Linked DNA regions of Mus musculus: region 1 is linked to region 2. Evidence: chromatin loops called from intact Hi-C (ENCODE). Cell type or tissue: heart. All regions are shown on one strand.

The links. Peaks named below come from ENCODE experiments on the same cell type or tissue, not always from the same donor. Only the 100,000 strongest peaks of a DNase experiment are listed, where the experiment ranks them.
Region 1: a loop joins it to region 2, with 2.9 times the contacts of the local background. A loop is called at or near these places in 16 of 42 quality-filtered maps.

Annotation. Positions count from the first base shown.
Region 1 is chr15:102,465,113-102,473,112 of GRCm38, forward strand. Pcbp2 (poly(rC) binding protein 2) reads left to right here and starts at 5,520. Exons shown (of 15, transcript NM_001103165.1): 1 at 5,520-5,691. It overlaps Gm36331 (a long non-coding RNA gene), which reads right to left and starts at 5,384. Exons shown (of 2, transcript XR_384469.3): 1 at 5,143-5,384; 2 at 4,329-4,609. In heart, CTCF peaks have their summits at 3,719 (motif pointing right), 5,181 and 6,109; DNase peaks (open chromatin) are centred at 5,319 and 5,849; H3K4me3 peaks cover 2,692 bases; H3K27ac peaks cover 1,467 bases.
Region 2 is chr15:102,520,796-102,528,795 of GRCm38, forward strand. Tarbp2 (TARBP2, RISC loading complex RNA binding subunit) reads left to right here. Exons shown (of 9, transcript NM_009319.3): 4 at 326-418; 5 at 929-1,001; 6 at 1,186-1,303; 7 at 1,629-1,756; 8 at 2,054-2,255; 9 at 2,390-2,881. The coding sequence ends at 2,547. It overlaps Npff (neuropeptide FF-amide peptide precursor), which reads right to left and starts at 3,826. Exons shown (of 3, transcript NM_018787.1): 1 at 3,712-3,826; 2 at 3,337-3,476; 3 at 3,044-3,234. The coding sequence starts at 3,813. The coding sequence ends at 3,132. Atf7 (activating transcription factor 7) reads right to left here. Exons shown (of 12, transcript NM_001310067.1): 12 at 7,841-8,000. In heart, CTCF peaks have their summits at 4,503 (motif pointing left) and 7,337 (motif pointing right); a DNase peak (open chromatin) is centred at 4,506; H3K4me3 peaks cover 156 bases; H3K27ac peaks cover 2 bases.

The DNA of each region.
Region 1 (8,000 bases), 56 kb before region 2:
ACCTGCTCTGCTTCCCCAATACTGGGATTAAAAGTGTGAGCTATCACCGCCTGCCTTTATTTTTGTTTTGTTTTTGAGAGAGGGCCTCCTTAGATGTCTTGGAACTTGCTGTATTAGCTAGTCTACAGGACTTTTGGTTCTCTAAGCCACTTTGCTTAGCCTATTCCCTATATTCTTAATGTGGAAGTGACTACTTTAGTGAACAGCAGTTGAAACATTGGGAGCCACTGGCTATATCTGAGCACTGTGGGGGAACCACTGTCTTTTTAAGATGCCAGTCATTTCCTAATGATTTACATTTCAAGCTGAAACTTTGGCATGCACTGACATATCTAAAGATATAAGTTCTGGCTAAGTGTAATGGTTGAGCCCTGTATAAATGAGCCCTGGGTCTTCTGTACTCTCTCTTAGCTCCTCCCAATTCCATTACTGGCCTGGTTCCTGAAACCATTGGGTTTGCCACCCCTCCTCTGTACACCAGTCCATACTCCCAAAGGTGATAGTTCTCAGATTTTTTAAAAAAAGATTATAATTTTATTTATTTTATGCATATGAGTACACTTGTCATGGTTTTCAGACACATCAGAAGGAGGCATCTGATCCCATTACAGATGGTTGTGAGCCACCATGTGGTTGCTAAGGATTGAACTCAGGACCTCTGGAAGAACAGACATTGCTCTTAACCACTGAGCCATCTCTCCAGCTCTAATCCTAGCACTCTGAAGGCAGAGGTAGGTGGATCTCAGAACGGATTCTAAGCCAACCAGGGCTACCCTATCCTGTCTGAAACAAACAAACAAACAAACAAACAAACAAAAAAACCAATAGCAGCTGGGCACTGGTGGCACATGCCTTTAATCCCAGCATTTAGGGGGCAGAGTCAGGCGGATTTCTGACTTTGAGGTCAGCCTGGTCTACAGAGTGAGTTTCAGGACAGCCAGGACTACACAGAGAAACCCTGTCTTGAAAAACAAAAAACAAACAAACAACAACAATAAAAACCCAATAGCAAAGTCTCTGGTCTTGTAGACACATGGCATGTGTCGCACATACATCTATAAGTAAACACTCATATACATGTAAGAAAATCAAATCTTTAAAAAACATGCAAATTTGGCAGTTTAGCTCTAGCGACTATGAATAATGAAATGAATCTGTAGCTTGCTGGCTTTTTTTTGAATACTTTCTGTAGATAAATATGTTGTTTTGTGATCCTAGGCAAGTTCACCCATTTCTGCTTTGGAAAATTTCTTGATCCATAGTCAGATATTGCTATTAGATTCTTCTCTCTCTCCCCTTATCTTCCTCATTTTAAAGATATATTTTGTGCTGGACAGTGGTGGTGCATGTCTTTAGTCCCAACACAAGGGATTTTGAGGCCAGCCCGAGTCTACAGAGTGATTCCAGGGTTAGAGTTGGAGACAACCAGTCTCAGGAAAAAAATAAAATTTATATGTCTACGTGAGTTTATGTGTAATACTTGTATGCAAGCACATAAGACCACGAAGACCAGATGCACTTTGATGTCTTAGGACTGAGTTACAGGTGACTTGTCAGCTGCCTGATGTGAGTGCTGGGAACAGAAACTGGGTCCTCTGCAATATTAATAAGTGCTCTTTAAAAAAAAAACAAAAAAAACAAACTTGGGCTAGAGAGATGGCTCAGGGATTAAGAGCACTGACTGCTCTTCCAGAGGCAGAAGTCCTGAGTTCAATTTCCAGCAACCACATGGTGGCTTACAACCATCTTTAGGGAATCCAGTGCCCTCTTCTGGTGTGTTTGAAGACAGCTACAGTGTAACTCACATACATAAAATAAATAATTAAAACAAACAAACAAACTAACTAACAAACTTACTTATTTGATAGAGCACTACTACATAAAATGTTTTGCCTGGATGTATTTCTGTGCACTGTATGCATGCTTGGTGTTCACAGAGTCCAAAAGAGGGAGTCTGATCCTCTAGGACTGTAGAAAAACAGGTGATTGTGAGCAAGTGTGTGGGTGCTGGGAATGTAAACTAGGTCCTCTGGAAGAGCAGCCAGTGCTTTTAACCACTGAACGGTTTCTTCAGCCCATCTGTCTCCTTACATTGTATTACATTGTATTTTATTTGTATATGTGCGGGCACACGCCAGGGTCCAAGTGTGGCAATCAGGATAATAAGTGGTAGTTAGTCTCAAGGGAACTCAGCTGAACTCTTGTTGAACTCAGGTCTTCAGGCTTGACAATTGAACCTATTGCCAACCCTCTCTCCCTGCTTTGTGTCTGGGATTTCACCCAGGACCTTGTGTGCTCAAGGTTCTTTTTTTTTTTTTTTAAGATTTATTTATTATTAATATATGTAAGTACACTGTAGCTGTCTTCAGACACTCCAGAAGAGGGAGTCAGATCTTGTTGCAGATGGTTGTGAGCCACCATGTGGTTGCTGGGATTTGAACTCTGGACCTTCGGAAGAGCATTCGGGTGCTCTTACCCACTGAGCCATCTCACCAGCCCTGTGCTCAAGGTTCTTAACCCACCCACAGGACTTCACTGTCTCAGTGTTGACTGTAACTCTTGGTCAGCCTTAATAAAACTCCTTGATTTTTATTTTTTGCCTGATGCCATATGTGTGACCTCATGGAAAGTGGATAGCATTCTAGCTGTTGGGAGCCCCACTGTTTTTACTGGCCCACCTGCAAAATCTTTAGGTTAAACTTTCAGCTTAGATCTGACAGTAAACTTGTTTTTGTTTTTAAAGTTTTATTTATTTTATGTTTATGAGTACACTGTAGCTGTACAGATGCTTGTGAGCTTTCATTTGGTTGTTGGGAATTGTATTTAGGACCTCTGCTTGTTCTAGTCAACCCCACTCGCTCTGGTTATCTAACTCGCTCAGTCCCTGCTCAATCCTGCTCAAAGATTTATTTAAATAAGTACACTGAAGCTGTCTTCAGACACACCAGAAGAGGGCATCAGGTCTCATTAAGGGCAGTTGTGAGTCACCATGTCATTGCTGGGATTTGAACTCAGGACCTTTGGAAGGGCAGTCAGCACTCTTACCTGCTGAGCCATCTTGCCAGTCCAGTAAACTTGTTCCTTAATTGGCTTTTTTTTCCTGGGGTTTTCCCTACTTCCTTTCCACCCTTTACCCTTTACCTTTGGCCAAATGATAAGGTTTTGTTTGTTGGTTTTTCTTTCTTTCTTCCTCTCTTTATCTCTCTTTCTTTCTTTCTTTCTTTTTTTTTTTGAGACAGGTTCTCTATAGAGCCCTGTCCAAGACAAAGCTGGTCTTGAACTCAAGAAATCCACTTGCCTCTGCCTCCTTAGTGCTGGGATTAAAAGTGTGTACAGTGACACCTGGCACCAAATGGTGTCAAATGAGGATTTTATTTTGCATTCCCAATATTAGCTCCTCATTTGGGTGGTGGAAAGAAAGACATTTGGAGTCACTTGGCTCCATTTGACTGATAGTAAAACCACAACAAGTACTGCATACACAATAGGCAAAAACACCTGTGTACAGAAAAGAGAGGAAAATGAATTTCTTTTTTCTAGGCGGTGGTGGCACACACCTTTGATCTCAGCATTTGGGAGGCAGAGGCAATTGGATCTTTGAGTGAGTACAGCCAGGGCTCCCCATAGAAACCCTGTCTTAAGAAACAACAACAACAACAACAACAAAATTTATGCATATGTGTATCTGTAGGATAGTTATGTGCACCCGAGGGTGTAAGCACCCTAGCAAGCCAGAAGAGGGCATCAGATCTTTGGAGTTGAATCTTCAGGGAATTGTGAACCCATCTACAGGGAACTGAACTTGGCTCCTTTGTAAGAACAAGTTGTTTTTGTTTGATTTTTGAGAGTGAATCTCACTATGTAGCTCTCAGTGTCCTGAAACTTGCCATGTAGATCAGGCTGACTTCAAAAGATCTGCCTGCCTTTTACCTGCATGTGCCTCGGACTCCTTACAGATGTACCTATTTATTTTGTATGGGTTTTACCTGCCATGTATATATGTGCACCACTTGTGTGCAAGTGCCTGTGGAATCCAGAAGAGGGTGTTGTATCCCATGGAACTGTGAGATCCTATGTCGGTACTGGTGATTGAACACTGAATCTCTGGGAGAACAGTTGGAGAACTATTGAGACATCGTCCCAGTCCTAACAGCCAGTGCGATGGAAAGGGCGTTTGCCATCACGCCTGATGTCCTGAGTCCGATCTTCAGGACCCGCTTGGTTGAAGGAGAAAACTGACTCCTCCTGAAAATCCTCCTTTGACTTCTTCCTGCCTGCTGTGGTGTAAGTACACACACACACACACTCAGTTTGTATACACACATACAAACCGTTTAAAAAAAGGTTTATTGCCTTTTTAAAGACACCAGGATAGTTGTCTTGTGTTGTGTACAAAATTCTGTGTTTTCAAGATGTCTTTTTTTTTTTTTTTTTTTTTTTTTTTTAAGGAGCAACAGGCAACAATAAAGCAGCGTTGCTCTACAGTCCAAGGTGGCCTGAGGTTCACCTTTGTCATCCTTAAGTTCCCCAATGGTATCAGCTTGTATCACACACTGTGCTTGGCCACAGAGTACCTTCTTGTACTGATGTTTAACTTGTTCTTTCGTTCCTATAAATGGATAATTAGACTTAATAAAAAGATTAACCAATTTGGGCAGGAATTCTAGATTATACAGTACTTCTTATATAATAGTGAGATATTCACATGATCAATGTTGTCCTAATACAGTGAAGTTTTAAAGTTACTTTTCTTTCTTTCTTTTTTTTTTTCTTTTCTTTCTTTCTTTTGATTTCTAAAAAGCCCTGTCTGTCCTGGAACTCACTCTGTAGACCAGGGTGGACTCGAACTCAGAGATCTTCCTGACTCTGCCTTTCCAGTGTTGGAATCAAGTTGGGTACCACCACCGTCTGATTTAAGAACATTCTTTTACGTTTTAATTCTTTATTATAATTATTATTGCCTGATTCAGTATCTGGGCTGCAAAATAATGATGTTTTCATTTCTTCTGCACTCACTAAAGTGGATTATTTTTAGAGTAAGCAGTTTGCCTGACACTTTCAGTCTGGCCATTCGTTTTTTATTTTAGACAACTGTTATTTTCCTTTCCCTCCCTCCTATCTTGATCCCAAAGCATTGGCCACCTCTTCGTATTTAGGCCTGAGCTTTCCAGTTCTTCCGCTAGAGGCCACTGGTATCCTCCGCGCCTCTGCGCTGCCGCTCTATCTCAGACCTCGCCGCTGGTTACTGGCCGTCTCGCTGGTGCCGACGCTGTCCAAGGAGCCGCTCTAGGCTCCGGGAAGGCGGTCCGCATTGCGTGGGGAAAGTGTGGACGACGCAGTCGACTCGCCGGCCCCCGGGGCGGTTAGCGCTTCCGGGGTCGAAGGGTGCGCGGGGTTGAAAGCGGCCCGCTCCGCCCCGTCCCCCTCCCAGACCAGCAGAGGCAGCAGCCGGAGCAGCCGCAGCCTGCGCCCTCTCCCGCCCGCCCGCCCTCCGCCCGCCCGCCCGCCCTCCGCCGCCCTCCACCCGCCCCGGGGTCTCTCTCCCCCTTCCTCCTCCTCACCCCCCCCTCCTCCGCCCGCTAGCGGGGCCCCCCTCGCCTTCCCGCCCGCCCCTATTGTTCCGCCCCCGGCCTCCCGCCCTTCCCCTTCCCGCCCGCTCCCCTTTTCCCCTCAGTCGACTCGCGCCTCCAGGTAAGCTTAAAATCTTCTGCTCCGCCGCCGGCAATAGCTTCTTCTTCCACTCGTGACATCCTTCTTGGCGGACTCCGGCCCTATTCTGGAGCCTCGGCCTCTCGTAGACCCGCATGAGCGTCTACTACTTCACTCTGCCTGCCCGGGCATTCACGCGAGGCCCTGGCTCCGGCGCGGCCTAGTAGGCCTCGCGCAGAGCCTGCCCCCTCCCCCCTCCCTCCCGGTGGCGGCTGCGCAGGAGTCAGGGAGGGCGCGCGCGCGGCAGGGGGGGCGGCGGTGGATTTGTTGGTTGAGGGGGGTTGGGGAGGCGATGGCCGGCTTGCTGGCGGGGCGGGTGAGCGCGGCTCCCCGCGGGGGTCAGGCGCTGGCGCAGACACACGAGGAGGCGCTGCTTGTCCGGCCCCTCCCCCTGGGTCGCAGCGCCCCCCCCTGACCGAACCGTTTATTCACCCCCTTTCCCAGTCAAGGGAAAGGGGGGGGGCTTTTTTTTTTTAAGTGGAAAATGCTTGGATGACCCGGGCGGGGGAGGGGAGTGGGGAGCTGCAGAGTTAAAGGGTAGGCGGACTCCCTGTTACCGAGTTACTCTGACGTTCTCTCGGGTAACGAATTTTGAAATTACAAAATGCCTGCCGCTATAAACCAGACCGAGCTATTTATAGAGGGGTAATTGACTGCAGGATTAACAGCTGGATTCCCAGGATGGGGTACACTTAGATTGACCTACTCAGGAGAGGAATTGACAGGTTTCTCAGATTACTTACATGACTTGGAGTTAAAAAAAATACATCTTCGTGCTTTACTTAAGAAATGAATTTGTAGCTAGGTTTTCAGTTTCTTTGCCTTTTGAACTTGTATAACTGTATTTCTAAGGTGATTAATATAACAGTGGGGAAGTGGAACTAACAGTTTTATACTGTATGAGGGGGTGTTAATCTTGCAGACTCAGTGAACAAGCATTGTTTTTCCATAAATGAGATGTTGATTTGTGAGGTTTTTTTTTTTTTGACAGCAATTAACTGTTTTCTGGAAATAGGGAACTGATGTGCTTTAGGGATGCATTTATGTAATCACTTACATCCTGAAGTAACCAGAAGATAGTTTGCATTATATAGAGTGGTGTGACAGTCACTTTAAAGTGCTTTAAACATACTTAAAGTATGGACTTGGGATTCAGAGTTTGGAGGCCAGCCTGGTGTTAATAGTTACATTCAGTACTGGGCAACATAGTGAGGCCCTGTCTCAAAAAAACAAAACAAAAAACCCAACAGTATGTGTATTGTGTGTGTTTATGGCAAAGTGAAAACTGACTGGTTTTATGAAGGGACAAAATTAGTTGTAGGAGGAGAGAAATCATTGATACTGATTTGAAGGGATGAATACTTGCCATGCTATTGGAGAAATTTCAGGGCTTGAGACTCTTGGAACTGTCAGTGTTTGGTGTTAAAGTATTAAAAACAAAAATATCAAAAACCAAATTCTTTGTCTACATAAGTAGTTATTTCAAAGTTGTTTCAGAGGATGAGTAAAAAGGGGCCATCTTGGCAATCTTTCATCAATCAAAGCAAATATGAAGTAAAATTTTAGTACTTTTTCTATTGTATTTGGAAGAAAATTTGGGACTAAAAAGACTTAATTGTGTGATAGTGAAAGTTAAAACAAAAGCACAAGAGAATTTTCTCAAGTGATTAGAGGAAGAATGGGAGCAAAGAACTGAGACGTACAGGATTAAATTTCAAAGGATCATGGAACCCAAAGTTGTGAAGTGTATCTTGAATACTTTTTTCTGTGAGACTCATGAGTGTAGTTATTTTTCTTGTTATTTTGTGATTGTCCCACTGTGTAGTTCTAGCAGCTGCACTTGTTTCTCAATAGGTTGTCCAAGGTAGCCTTGAACTTAAAACAATCCTGTCAAAACTTCCAAAGTGCTGAGATTATACAGAAATGTACCCTTATCCACACATCTAAACTAAAACATTTCAAAATCATTTATCATTCATCAACCTTTGAGATAAGTATATCTAAATTTTAGAAATTTCTATACTAAGTACATTTACATATATAGTCTGTTCACTTCTAACTGCTGTCCAGTAGAAAGCAGGTTGAATTTGTCCTCACTGTAGTTAAAAGTTTGCCCAGCTGTTACTGAGTCCTTTTAAAACTTCCTCAGCTGAAGGACAACTTTTTGCACTTAAGCAATTCACTTAGAACCATTACCAGTGGAATGGTCGGATCTTTCTCATCTCAAGCATCAGTGGAAAGCCTATCATTAATGAGCAAACTGGAAACAAAACCTGATCTGTAAGTGTAAA
Region 2 (8,000 bases):
AAGGGCATAGGGGGTGGAGGCAAAGACTGATAAAGTTGGTCCTGGCATGCCCCCTCTTTCTAGCAAGATGGCTTTCCCTCTTCCACATTCAGGTTGCAGCTTGTTGGGTAGAAAGAGACTCTTTTCTGAGCCCCCACCCTAACCTCAGTGCTTCTGAGCCAGTGTGGGGTCAGCAGAGGATCCCAGGAGGAAGAGCTGTTGCTGAGGCTCTCCGAGTCTGCATCGGGGGGAAGGAGTTCTCAGGGGATGGAAAGGTCAGAAGGACCTCACACCCTCATTCCCTTCTACATGGGTGTGAATCCAAGACCTTCTTCCCCTCGGGAAGTTCTTTTTCTCTCCTAGACTCTTCACCGCCTGAGGACACTCCTGTCGTTGCTGCAGAAGCTGCTGCCCCTGTTCCATCTGCTGTACTAACCAGGTATCTTGAGTCCCCTGACGTCTTGGAGGAAGGAGGGGGTCTTGGCTTCTAGTCTCATAGCTCTTGGACTCAGGCAGGTCAGGATGAGGAAGCCTGAGAGTAAAGACAGACTGGTGTAATTGAAAAATTTGCACCAGCTGGTTGGTAAGCCTGAGCTAGGAGGTAATTTATGATGATTAAATAGCCAAGCAATGAATGTTAGATTGTTTAAACATCTTAGAGGCTCCATGTTTGAGACCCAAAAGGTACTTCCAGGACTGTGTGTACAGCTCCTTTACCTCCATCACAGGGACATTGCTGAAGGATTTCCACATCTAAGTGCTCCTGGGAAGTAGCAGAGCCTCACTTGGTGGGGTGTGGGGAGGGAGGAGAAAGGCTAGATGTTTGGACAGATAGCTGCCTGCCTGGTGAGGAATTGGGAGGTGGTAGTGGCTGGCACTTGATCCATGACCAGGACAGGAGGAACCTCTGCATTTTCCTCAGCACTGGCCTGGGCCCTTTTTTCTTTAGGAGCCCTCCCATGGAGATGCAGCCCCCTGTCTCTCCTCAGCAGTCTGAGTGCAACCCCGTCGGTGCTCTGCAGGTGTGCCTCGTCTTCATTGTCATGTGTGCTATCTTCTCTGAAGTAGGGCTGAGGCAGGGGCGTGTGCACTTGTGGGTAGGGTGGTCCTCCTTCTCACTCAAAGGTGGAGGCTCTTGGTAGAAGGCCATTGGCTAAGGACCCTTTCCTCACTAAGCCTTGGACTCTCTTATGGTTTTCTTTCAAGGAGCTGGTGGTGCAAAAAGGCTGGCGTTTGCCAGAGTACATGGTGACCCAAGAGTCTGGGCCTGCTCACCGCAAAGAGTTCACCATGACTTGCCGGGTGGAGCGTTTCATTGAGATTGGTAACTGGGGAAAAGGGGGTTCACTCACCTTCTCTCTTTGCCACACTGTAACCCCAAACACAAGGTGGTTCTTTGCCTGGCTGTGCTCTGTCCCAGCTTCCTTTGCTTTGCAGGTCCTTGCTCAGCTCCTGCCTTCCTGTCTCTCCCTTGTCCCTGCCCATCTTTCCCCCTCTTATCTGGCTCACCAACTCCTCAGTTAAAAAGATCAGGCCTTGAGCTCCTCTTTGCAGTGGTATCTCATTGGGTGACTGTCTAAGTTAACCTAGAGGGAAAGCATTGGTCTGTTAGGAATCCCCAAGTTGAACAATTCCTTCCCCACCCTCAGGCAGTGGCACTTCCAAAAAGCTGGCAAAGCGTAACGCAGCAGCTAAGATGCTCCTTCGAGTGCACACTGTACCTCTGGATGCCCGGGATGGCAATGAGGCAGAGCCTGATGACGATCATTTTTCCATTGTAAGTGGCTTGTGTGGGCTCGACATGTGGTTCACACTGCAGGACATGGTACGGAATTGGGTTGGGTCTGTGGTTTGGAAGTGAGTATGGGCCTGCTTTCCTTCCCAGGGCTCCTTGAACCTGTGCGCCCAGAAGTCCCCTCAGCCTATATGTAGGGTCACTAGTGAAAGCTGGCCTAGGGCAAAGCCCCTATAGGCAACTTTTCCTGGGATGAGGAAGGCTGCCAGGAGTCAGAGCATAATACCCAGTTCTTGGGTCCCACAGTCCTTAGCTGCTTTCTCACTCTTATCTCATTAGGGCGTGAGCTCCCGCCTGGATGGACTGAGGAATCGTGGGCCAGGCTGCACCTGGGATTCCTTGCGGAATTCTGTGGGAGAAAAGATCCTATCCCTTCGCAGTTGCTCCGTGGGCTCTCTAGGGGCTCTGGGCTCTGCCTGCTGCAGTGTCCTCAGTGAGCTCTCTGAGGAGCAGGCTTTCCATGTCAGCTATCTGGATATTGGTATGGCCAACTAGAGACTGGGGATGGAGGGGACTGGATCAAAGCAAGTATGAAGGAGTTGGGAGATGGGTGATGTGTACACTGTTTGGTGCCCCTTCCCCACCAGTGCCTCCCTTCTCTTTCTTGGTTTCCAGAGGAACTGAGCCTGAGTGGGCTCTGCCAGTGCCTAGTGGAACTGTCCACCCAGCCAGCCACTGTGTGTTATGGTTCTGCAACCACCAGGGAGGCAGCCCGAGGTGATGCTGCTCACCGCGCCCTACAGTACCTCAGGATCATGGCGGGTAGCAAGTAGCATCCCACTGCAGTGATGGATATGCATCTTTTACTTCTTGCTCCTTCTGCCCCTGGGTCCATGTATCCACCTAGCTCTGGTACCCTCCAGAGGTGCCATCTCTACCTCTGACACAGCCTGTCTGCCTTGAGACTGAGGAAGGCACAGGCAAGCAAGGAGCCATGAACCACAGGGCCCCAGCCAGCACAGGATTTGTCCTCATTCCGTGGGTGATGGATGAATCTATTGGAGTCCTGAATAAATGCTGCTCTTTGGCTTCCAAAACCCTGCTCTCTCTGGCCTTGGGTCATGAGGGTATAAGGAATAAACATGGTGAGCTTGTTCTCCTTTTGAACCCCTTGTTCTTTTTTGTTACCGAGAGGAGGCAAGGTGCAGTAGTAGCCTTGGGGATCCTTAACAACAGAATGGCTAGAGACTGAGTGGAGGTGAAGGGGGGCTACAGCTATTGCCCTTGGGCTCCCACCTGCTCCCTGACAGTCTTGTCCAAACACAGGGATTCTGAAGCCAGCCGGACCATTTTTATTTGGGGGCACACAGGGAACATGGGGAAGTGGTTTTGCATGCAGGCATCACAGCTGACGATGCTACTTCTTCCCAAAGCGCTGAGGAGCGGCCAGGCTCCAGAACTGTCTGGCCTGCGGATTTAGCTGTTCCTTGCTCCAGGACCCCCATGCACTTCTGCCAAACCTTAGGAGAGATTCATCCTTAGTTGGCACTCCCTCCATCTCACCTTCTCTCACATCTTCCTCTGCCCTCCACCCTTCTCAGCCTCTTCCCTTTGGAACTCACCTCTGGGGCTGAAACAGGAAGGCTGGGCTCCTTCTAGGTGTGTCCATGGCCTGGAGCAGAACACGAAAGAGGGACCCAGGAGTCTGGATCCTGTCTGGAATGTGGGCATACTGTGGTGGGTGGGGTCCCTTATCTTCTCCCTGTGATGAGAGAGTGGCAGGGAAGGAACCTGGCAGTGTCTTGTACACTGAAGACATGGAGGGAAAGAATGGCTTCTAGGGGAAACTTGCGTGGGCTGAGAAGCCATTTCCCTCCCTTAGAAGCCAGACTTTTTGAAGACCTTAGCAGCCTGGGGAACACCAAACCCTGTATCATAAGTTTCAGCTGAAGGAGAGATGGCGGCTGGGTGGATGGGGCAGCAGGATGTTCACTCACTGCAAAGACTTGGTCTTCACCCCAGCTCCCTGCCTCTTCAGTGTGGCCCCAATTCAGCAGCAGCAGTAGCAGCAGCAGCAGAGCAGCCCACTTGGAGTCCATGCTGCCATCTGCCTCCTGAGTGCCCACGGTCTTCTTATACCTGATGTCCCTACCCCCACCTCACCGGCAGCCTGGGGGGAAATCTAGACAAGCAATGGAAATGCATGGCTCTATTAAGAGCCACCTGGGACCCCCCCTCCCGTACTCCCCTGGGGACTCTCTGCTCTTAGCTTCCTCCCCCCCAGCCTAAGCCTGGAGTTATATAGACTTTATTAGATGCATAAATCTTGTCTCCGGAGCTCAGGAAGCATCATTAATTGCAGACAGTTTGTCAGAGTTAGACCCTGGGGGAACCTTAGAAGAACCTCCAATCCTTCAACAGATTGGAGAAGCTTCAATTGATCACCTCTTGTTCCTGACTGGAGAAACTCCTGTCAGAATTGGGCATTATGTCCTGGATGGGAAGGAACTAGTGTTAAGTGCAGGCTAGGGTGAACCAGCTTGGTCCCTACTCCTGCCTGGAATGGGTGATCAGGACCACAGCCCCATTTCAATCCCCACTGCTTCTAGTCAGGTTAAATGTGGGTTCACTACCCTTTAAGATTTACCTGTGAATAGTTAAGTGAGAGATAGGAGACTCTTTTTGGAGCCTTACTGAGTAGAGGTGGCCTGTAAATTTTGTGGACAGGCCCATCTTTGCAAGAGAACTGGGGATTGGGCCTCCACAGCTGAAACTCTGCTGCCACCTTGTGGCCACTACTCTTCACTGCCACGTCCAGCCATTTCCCTTTCCATACATTTTGTCTAGGACTTGAGGACCTAGTTCTTTGGGGCCCAGAATTGTGACATTTTTCCAGTTCCGTCTGGTCAGCATGGGCTCTGCCTGGTTCTGGTTCTAATATACTACTGGAGCTGGCGACTAGGGTTCTGCTTTAGGGACAGACAATCACTCCAGTTCAGGGAAGGGTCCTTTAAAGGAGCTAGTCCTAACCTCACTTGCAAATCCAGGTGTCAGAGTACCATGTCTCTAGCCTAAACAGAAGAAGGACTGTCGGGGTTCTACCCCATGAGCAAAGCAAGCTGCTCACACTCTTTTTTTCCTCACTTACATATGGGAACAGTAAAATGAATTACTTGCTAGGAGAAACATTTGGGATGCATTTTGTAGGAAAGCACAGACCCGGTGTTTTCAAAATGTCAACTGTGATTCCCTTTGCTGTCCTCCCACTCCAGTCCTGGGGAACTTACCATCTCCAGAGAGTGCTGAGTGGGCTTTAGCTTCTTGGTGGCCTCTACCAGAGGTCCTAGCTTGTTCAATGGAGTCTCAGGTTATCTCTCAGTCATATGTAAAAGCCCCTCACATATTTGGAGAAATACCATGTATCCACATCTTCTTTGCTCAACAGGGAAGTACTTTATTGGAACCAACTTACATTTTAGGTTTGCGGATAAGTGGCATTTTAAAATTTCTTTCTTGGGAATCAAGTCCAAATGAAGAGCCTTGTGTATGGTAGGCAGGTGCTCTACTGCAGAGGGAGACCTTCTAGATCAGGTTTCTGATGTTCTAGAATACAATGCATCCAGGCTTGGGTGAACCTTTCTGTAAGGTTTGTCTCAAGATTTCCTGTAGAGCTTGTCATACATTATAGTTGAAATATTTCACTGCTGCTTTTGTTGTGGGTCTTCTCGGTTTCTCTCCCCACCTCTCTCTTTTCCTGTCTCCACTGTGTGTGTGTGTGTGTGTGTGTGTGTGTGTGTGTGTGTGTGTGTGTGTGTGTGTGTGTGAAACAGGTGTCACCATTTAGCCTTGGCTGGTCTAGAATTTACTATGTAGATTAGGATGCCTCTGCCTCCCAAGTGCTGGGATTAAAGTGTGTGTCACAGTGCCCAGCTTGTCTGGTTTTCTAAGCCTGAGACTCTGTATGTAGCCCAATATGCTGGCCTCTGTTTTTAGTTTCTCAAGTGCTGGGATTACAGATGTGCACCACCACACCTGGCAGAAATTTCGTATTTTATCTTTGCTCTCGAAATTCACTGTGTGACTTCAGAGGCAGGCTGATCTTTTTGAGTCGAGGCCAGGCTCTTCTACAGAGCTAGTTCCAAAACAGCCAAGGCTACACAGAGAAACCCTGCCTCAAAACAAAACAAACAAACAAAAAAACAACAAAGAGGCAACTTGCTGGAGGCCCCTGAGCACAATCTCCAGCACCCAGAGAACAATAAAAAAACCTAACCCTGTGAACAGGAAGCTGTCCTGAACAGCAGATGGGTTGCGTACACAGCAGTCTCACAGCAGCCACCCTGTGTTCACTGCACTGCTGCTTCAGTACCGGAGTCTGGGCTGAAGCTACTAAGTTCACAAAGAAGCTGGTTCACTTCTAACCTCAACAAAAATTAATCATCCTAACCTGTGTGCTAGGATTCTCATCTTCTAGACTTAGTTTTATTTATCACCTTCCAGACTTATTTATTTAAATACAGGATCTCAGCTGGCCTGTGGTGACATATGCCTTTAGTCCCAGCACTTGGGAGGTAGGGCAAATCTCTGAGTTCAAGGCCAGCCTGGTCTACAGAATGAGTTCCAGGACAGTGAGAGCTACACAGAGAAACCCTGTCTCAAAAAAAAAAAAAAAAAATATTGGGGCTGGTGAGATGGCTCAGTGGGTAAGAGCACCTGACTGTTCTTCCGAAAGTCCAGAATTCAAATCCCAGCAACCACATGGTGGCTCACAGCCATCTGTAACAAGATCTGACTCCCTCTTCTGGAGTGTCTGAAGACAGCTACAGTGTACTTACATATAATAAATAAATAAATCTTTAAAAAAAATTTTTTTTTAAATTTTTAATTGTATATCTGCAAGAGCGGGTGTCTGAGGAGCTGGAATTCCAGATGTGAGCCACCTAAATGGAACGGAACTCAAGTCCTCTAGAACACAAGTGCTCTTAACCACTGAGCCACCTCTCCAGTCTTCCTCCAGACTCTGTCTTAGCTTTTGGTAATGTTCTCTCTTTCTTGGACATACTGTGTGCTCCCCACCCACTTTCTCATTCATTTATTTACCTGGGGAGAAGGAGACACATGCCCCACAGAGCATATGTGGAGCTCAGAGAACACCTTGCCAGTTCTCTTCCCACCACATGTATCCAGGGATCAAGCTCAGGTCTTCAGGCTTGGCAGTAAGTACCTTAATTGCTGGGGCCCACACAGTGATGGCCAGTAAGTGTTTCCATTTCCTAAGGAGGCTCTGAGTCCTTCACCAGACACCAACCCAGTAGATCTGTTCTACCAAGGAACCTTAGAGGTACCTGTTCTGTCTTTTGTCAGGTTCTTCAGTCTGTCTCCTTGGTGGTTTCCACTTTTAGTGGAAGACACAGACACAGAAAGGATCAGTGGCTCACCTGTCCGTCTTCCTCACCCTGATCATTACCTGTTCTCCTGTGAGCTTTAATCTGCTTTTACAAAGTTTGCCTCGAGTTTCCAATCTTCTTCTCTTTTTAATTTTTTTTTTTTTAACTTTTTAATTGTGTATATGTGTGCTGGGGGAAGGGTTATGCAAGTGAGTGCAGTGCCTGTGGGGGCCAAAAGAGGGCACCAGATCCCTTGCAGCTGGAGTTAAGGGTGGTGGTAAACTAGCCAACATGGGTGTGGGGACCAAACGGATCTTTTGAGACAAGAGCAGTTTTTCCTCTTAACTACTGAGCCATCTCTTCAGCTATTCCTTCTAGTCTCTGGAGAAAGCTTGACTTTGTCTACCTCTTTGTACACTCCCAAGCCCCTTTCTTGGGAGTAGGACTTTTTCTTCCTTTCAATTGTTGGAAGTGGGTGAGCATAAAACACTGAAAGAGCCAGGGTGTTCAGTATTCCCATTGGTCAGTCTTTTTGTGATGCCTTGGCTCTGAGGCAGTTTAAAGATCTGAACTCTGTGCCTTTTCCAACACCATGTTACTTACTGAAAGCAGAGAGAGCCTGCTAGTTCTGCCCTAAGAAGTGGAAGGAGGAGGATGGTCAGACACAAATGCCTACTGAGTCTCTAGGAGTGACCAATGGGCCCCATGAGTCTGCGTAGGGAAGCACCAAACATACCAGTCATTCTCTTGATAGTTTAATGTTATATTTGCAGCATAAATAAGGCACAGTATATGTCAGGGCAAGGGATGGAGGGAGAAGGCAAGGCTGGGTGATAACTGCTAAATGGCATGGGGGAAGGAAGAAGGGATAGTTATGGAGAAGAGCTGAAAGCCCCTGC